2 separate regions of the Mus musculus genome follow, and region 2 is linked to region 1. A link is a loop called in an ENCODE intact Hi-C map of the cell type or tissue named here. Cell type or tissue: heart. All regions are shown on one strand. Links, peaks and the distances in the headings refer to the core of each region. The heading gives the core; the rest is flanking DNA. Region 1 overlaps Dennd2a (DENN/MADD domain containing 2A). Region 2 has its middle 6.5 kb from the start of Adck2.

The links. Peaks named below come from ENCODE experiments on the same cell type or tissue, not always from the same donor. Only the 100,000 strongest peaks of a DNase experiment are listed, where the experiment ranks them.
Region 2: a loop joins it to region 1, with 5 times the contacts of the local background. A loop is called at or near these places in 39 of 42 quality-filtered maps.

The regions. Positions count from the first base shown.
Region 1 is chr6:39,461,490-39,464,401 of GRCm38, reverse strand. Dennd2a (DENN/MADD domain containing 2A) reads left to right here. Exons shown (of 19, transcript NM_172477.4): 18 at 104-190; 19 at 951-2,024. The coding sequence ends at 982. Among named protein-coding and RNA genes, the nearest start is that of Gm52860, 7.5 kb to the left of the region's middle. In heart, for the core only: a CTCF peak has its summit at 1,329 (motif pointing left); a DNase peak (open chromatin) is centred at 1,291.
Region 2 is chr6:39,565,881-39,568,792 of GRCm38, reverse strand. No RefSeq gene overlaps it. Among named protein-coding and RNA genes, the nearest start is that of Adck2, 6.5 kb to the left of the region's middle. In heart, for the core only: a CTCF peak has its summit at 1,045; no DNase peak of the experiment used is centred there.

The sequences.
Region 1 (2,912 bases), core at 118-2,617:
GCTGCGCCTCAGAAGCAAGGTTTCCCGAGCTATCGAGGAAGAAGGTCAGTGCAGAAGCACAAAGGCAGGCATCTAACATATCCTGGGTATTTCTCCTCACCAGGTCTGTTTGAAGTCCGAGCCCAGGAGTACCTGGAAACCCTGCCCAGCGGAGAGCACAGCGGAGTCAATAAATTCCTCAAGGGACTGGGTAAGGCTGGGTCCCTGTCGCCAGCCTCAGCTCTAAACCATCTTTCCTGGAGTCTTCACTACTTCCATCCACAAGAGCCAGGAACGGTACAGGGTGGACTGTCTACCTCTCTTAGTCTGTCCCTGGGAACTAGGGTGGCCTCACTGACATCCTTGCCACCATCTTCTGAACCCCCGAGTCTTGTGGCAACCAACAGAGGCAGCATGCCCTGGGCGAGGCAGGGAGTACCTTAACACAGGTAGGATTCCTCCCAACCTCCGAATGCCCCTGAGCAAAAAAGAATCATCAAGAGGACTGCTGGTGGTGGCGGCGCACACCTTTAATCCCAGCACTCGGGAGGCAGAGGCAGGTGGATGTCTGAGTTCGAGGCCAGCCTGGTCTACAGAGTGAGTTCCAGGACAGTCAGGGCTACACAGAGAAACCCTGTCTCAAAAAACCAAAAGAAAAAAAAAAAAAAGAAGAATCATCAGGACTACAGTTTAATCAGCAAAAAGGTCCTTAAGGGTGCACACTGTGCTCCAGAGTAAACCCTGGAGGTGGAGGAGGAAGATCAGGAGCTGTGTGACCAGCCAGCAAGACATCACAGCATGTGGCACACAAGCCTAAGTCCAGTCCCCAGAACCCACATAAACGCGGGAGGAGGGAACTGAGTCCACAAAGATGTCCTTTGACTCCACAGCCTGCTGAGAGACACACACTTTCCTGTGCACCCCCTCCCTCCCCTCCCCCCCTGATAAAATGTTCTCACTTTCTTTTTTAGGCAATAAAATGAAGTTTCTCCACAAGAAATAACCCTCATCTTGGCCCAAGGGAAAACCTCCTCCCTACGCCCCAGTCCTCCCAGGATGGACCCCTTAGCTGGGCAGGTGGCACGCGCTCACAACAGCTCCGGAAGGGACCAGCCAGCATGCAGAATGTTGTTACTGTGGTTAGTTGCTTCTGGGACCTTTAAATCTTAGATATTAAAAGAGAAGAAGAAGGAAAGTGTTTGGCTCTTCCTTCATTCAGCTCTCCTGCCCCATCTCATCGCCTCTGGGCCAGCTCATTGACTCTGTGGAGCCAGGAGTTAGGAAGCGCGGCAGCCACAGAAACACTTCTGCCCACGCCACTGCTTCTTCCGCACTGGTCTATGACGCCACCTGGTGGCAGAGACTGGACTTTACTGTTCTTGACTACATTTTCTTTTTTTTTCTCCTAGAAGCCGTATAGCTCCATTCATGCCCCAAAAGTCTGTGGCTTTTAGAGGGACACATTTAAAAAAACAGGAAATCTTGTTAACTGGTAATAAAATGTTCTAAGGGTCCTGAAGTTTCTATTTCCTGTGGCCCAACCATGACACTTAGGCCACTGCTGTGAGCCTGTTCCTCTTGACCAACAAAGCTAGGAGAGGTTTCTGTAGTTGCTTCTCTTTTATGAGAGAGAGGACCCGAATCAGCTGACCTGTGGGGACAGTAAGAGTCTGCAGGAGCCCTGTGTGCAGCAAAGGAAGGTTCTCGGGCTGGCCTCGGGGCTGCCACCCCGATACTGTGAATGCCACCAAAAACTGACTACATCTGGATCGCCTCTGACCTGGGCAGGATTAATAGGAGTGCGTGGCTGGGATGTTGGAGGTAGCCAGAGAAAGCAGGTGAGCACAGCACGGGGGCTCAGGGACCGATTCCACAAGCTCCTAGGCTTAGGTAACTTTCTGATAGCAATATTCTGTGTATTTTTATATTGCCCCCAAGTGATCACAGTTAGTATTTTGGAATATACGTTCTTTTCTAACTTATTTTATATTATACTGTTTTACTTAAGAACTTCAGGTGAATAAATAAATAAGTATATCTTTATCAACATTCCTAGTGAGTGTATAATATTCTATTTTATTGATGTTTTTGTATTTGACTTAAACAAAACCTAAAATAAAATTGGGGGAATGTGCTAGGCGGTGGTGGCGCACACACACCTTTAATCCCAACACTTGGGAGGCAGAAGCAGGTGGATTTCTGAGTTTGAGGCCAGCCTGGTCTACAAAGTGAGTTCCAGGGCAGCCAGGGATACACAGAAAAAACCCTGTCTCAAAAAATCAAACAAACAAACAAATATTGGGGGAATGTACTAGGCTATTTGTATGAAGAGGCTTTTTTCTTTTCCTTTTTCATTTTTTGAGACAGAGTTTCTCTGTATAGCCCTAGCTGTCCTGGAACTCACTTTGTAGACCAGGCTGGCCTTGAACTCAGAAATCCACCTGCCTCTGCCTCCCGAGTGCTGGGATTAAAGGCGTGCACCACCATACCCGGCTCTTTCCTTTTTTTTTTGTTTTGTTTTGTTTTTTTCAAGACAGGGTTTCTCTGTATAGTGCTGGCTATCCTGGAACTCAGTCAGTAGACCAGGCTGGCCTCGAACTCAGAATTTTGCCTGCCTCACAAGTGTTGGGATTAAAGGTGTGCACCCCCTGCCACACTGAAGAGGCTTTTTTTCAGTGGTCTTTATATTAAAAGGGGGAGACACACTGCATGTGTAAAGAAGGCTCAGGCTGGTGAGATGGTGCCACCGCTGGTGAACGCTGCATAGGAGACACATGAAGGTGGAAAGGCGCCAACTCCACCAAGCTGTCTGTGAAATGCATGCCCCTATACAGATGCACACCACACAGGTTTTTATTTGCTTGTTTGTTTATTTGTTTTTAATGCTTTAAAGGATTGGTGATTTTATTTTTAATGTTCATAAAATAGGAATG
Region 2 (2,912 bases), core at 93-2,592, 100 kb before region 1:
AGCACTGGGGAGGACGTTCCACTGCAGAAAACTGATTTTCACTTTCCAACAGGTTTCAATTGCAAATCGCTTCCTGGTTAGTGGTGGAACGCTGTGTCCGTTTCCCCTTGTTAGTGCTGATTTTGTGTGCTTTGAATCTGTGCAGGTCTTGTGTATGCTGCCACAGTCTGTGTATCCATGTGTGTCTCGTTCCTGCTGTGCTGGAAGACTCAGCTTGCTTGGGGTCAGCCACCATTGCTAGCTATAACCATTGTCTCCCCTCTCTTCTGCATAGCTGTGAGGGTTATTTTTAAATGTCAGCAACAACCTAGAATCACCTAGGAAGAAAGCCCGAGTGAAGGATTGACTACATCAGGCTAGCCTGTGGCCATGTCTGTGGTGGACTGTCTTGACTGTTAATTGATTTAAGAGGACCCAGCCCATTGTGGGCAGTGCCATTCCCTTGGCCTGGAGATCCTGAACTATGTAAGACAGGAGAAAGCCAGATGAGAGCAAACAGGAATCTGTTCAAATGATGTCCCTGTCTTGACGTCTGTCCAATGTTGGAATAGAACCTGGGAAGTAAACCAAAGTAGTGGTGGCACGCCTTTAATCCCAGCACTTTGGAGGCAGAGGCAAATGGATCTCTGTGAGTTCAGGGCCAGCCTGGTCTACATAAGTAAGGTTTTGGGACAGCCAGAGCTACACAGTGAGAAAAAACTTAAAAATAAGCCAATTCATAAAGCAAAATAACCCATTCCTCTCTTACATCGTTTATCAGGATATCTTATCACAGCAACAGAAATTAATCGACACCCCTTCCTTCACCACCACCCCCAGCAACCTCCAAACACCTGTTCCCACCGGTATTTGCTCAACTTGAGTATAAGTTTCTGCCCACAATGGTGGCCAGCTTCCTTTCTACAGACAAGTCTGAGTAACCAGCCCGTTTGTCCTTGTCTGGGTAGCCTCTATTGATGTCCAGATTCATCTCAACAGCAAAAGCCCGCAAATAGTCTCTGTTTTTCGGTATTGTCCCTGCTGATGTGGTTCGCATTACTTCCACTAGGAGTCACTACTCACTTTGAAGTGCAACCAAGCTTCCCCTAGGGTTCCAGACCTGCCTAGGAAGGAAAAACAAGAGATGCTAAGTCTGTCTAGACTTCTCTTTGCACAAGAGCCTATCATTTTAGTATCTCCTCCATAACACGTTTACATGAAATATATGAGGCAGGGCACATATGGTGCTCAGGAGAAGGAAGTGGAAGCTTGTTTTCTTATTTTATGCATATGGGTATTTTGCTTGCATGCATATCTGTTTATTGCATGCATGGCTGTTGAAAGTAAAAAGGGGGCATTGGGACCCCTGAGACTGTAGTTACAGATGGTTGTGAGCCATCATGTGGGTAGTGTGAATAGAACCAGGGTCCTCTGAAAGAGCGCCAGTGCTCTTAACTGCTCTCCATCCCTAATTTCTATACTTCTGACATTCTGAGCAGGATTCTCTGCTTTGCAGAGGGGGTGGTGCAGGAGGGGTGTCCTATAACTGGAAGATATTTAGCTGCATCTCTGTCCTCTTCACGCACAATGTCAGACACAACCCTGAGCCTACAGGTCCCTTTGGTCTGCGTTAGCAAAGTACCATAACTCACAGCCTATAAACTGCAAACCCTTATTTCTTACAGTCCAAAATGGTCAGTGAGAAGCTAAAATCTGTCTTTTCCCACCTCCTCTTTTCTCACGAGGTCAAGGTAATTATCTGGCAAAGAAAAGTTTGAGGTCAGCCCCCGATCCTGCCCCAAGTCCTATGTGATACACATGGCCTGCAATTTGCCGCTAAGAAAGTTGGAGTGTAGTGTAAAAATCTTGGTCATGGGCTGTGAGTGAGCAGAGCACTTGTTTGGGTGTGTGTGGGTGTAACTTCCAGAATTTCCAGTGTCACTTAAATATATGTGTATACTTAAATATTATATATATATATATATATATATATATATATATATATATATATATATAAAATCTCCAGCCATCCCCATACACCCATATGCACAGTGGTGAAAAAAAATGTCAGAACTCTGAAGAGAGATGGAGAAAGCCATTGTCAACCTTGCCCTTCGGTGTTGCCTTCATATGCCTCCCCAAGGAGGTCTGGCTCGGTGACCCTTTCTCTCTGCTCATCACTGGAGCTGTAGTCATTCTTTGCATCAGAGTTTCTCCCACTCCAGTTTCACCTTCTGATTTTGTTCAAGCCCTCTGCTAGCCCTCCCCAGATTCTAGACTTGTGTTAACACTGCAGGGACAATCCCGTTTCCCTCTGTCTGGGAAGTATGGGTGCACCTATCTCCAAGATCCCTCCAGCTCAAATGCGCTACAGGCAGTAGTAGTTCCGCTGCCTGGGAGACCTGTGATTTACCTGTTCTGAAAGCCTGACCAGGCTGAACTTGGTGACTCATGGCCACATCCCAGGACTCAAGAGGCTGAACAAGAGGATTGCTGTGAGTTTCAGGCCATCCTGGGCTACAGAGTGATTCCTGCTCTCAAAAACAAAGCAAAGGCTGGATAAATGGCTCCATACTTAAGAGCACTTGGTGCTCTTTCAGAGGACCAGAGTCTGGTTCCTAGTATCTGCGTCTGATGGATTCTAATTGCCTGTAACTCCAACACCACCTTTCAACCTTCATGGGTACCTGCAGGCCTGTGCACACACCCACAAATAAACAATATTAAAACAAAACAAGGGCTGGTGAGATGGCTCAGCAGGTAAGAGCACTGACTGCTCTTCCAAAGGTCATGAGTTCAAATCCCAGGAACCATATGGTGGCTCACAACCATCTGTAACGAGATCTGACACCCTTTTCCGGAGTGTCTGAAGTCAGCTACAGTGTACTTACATATTAATAAATAAATAAATCCAAAACAAAACAAAAAACCCA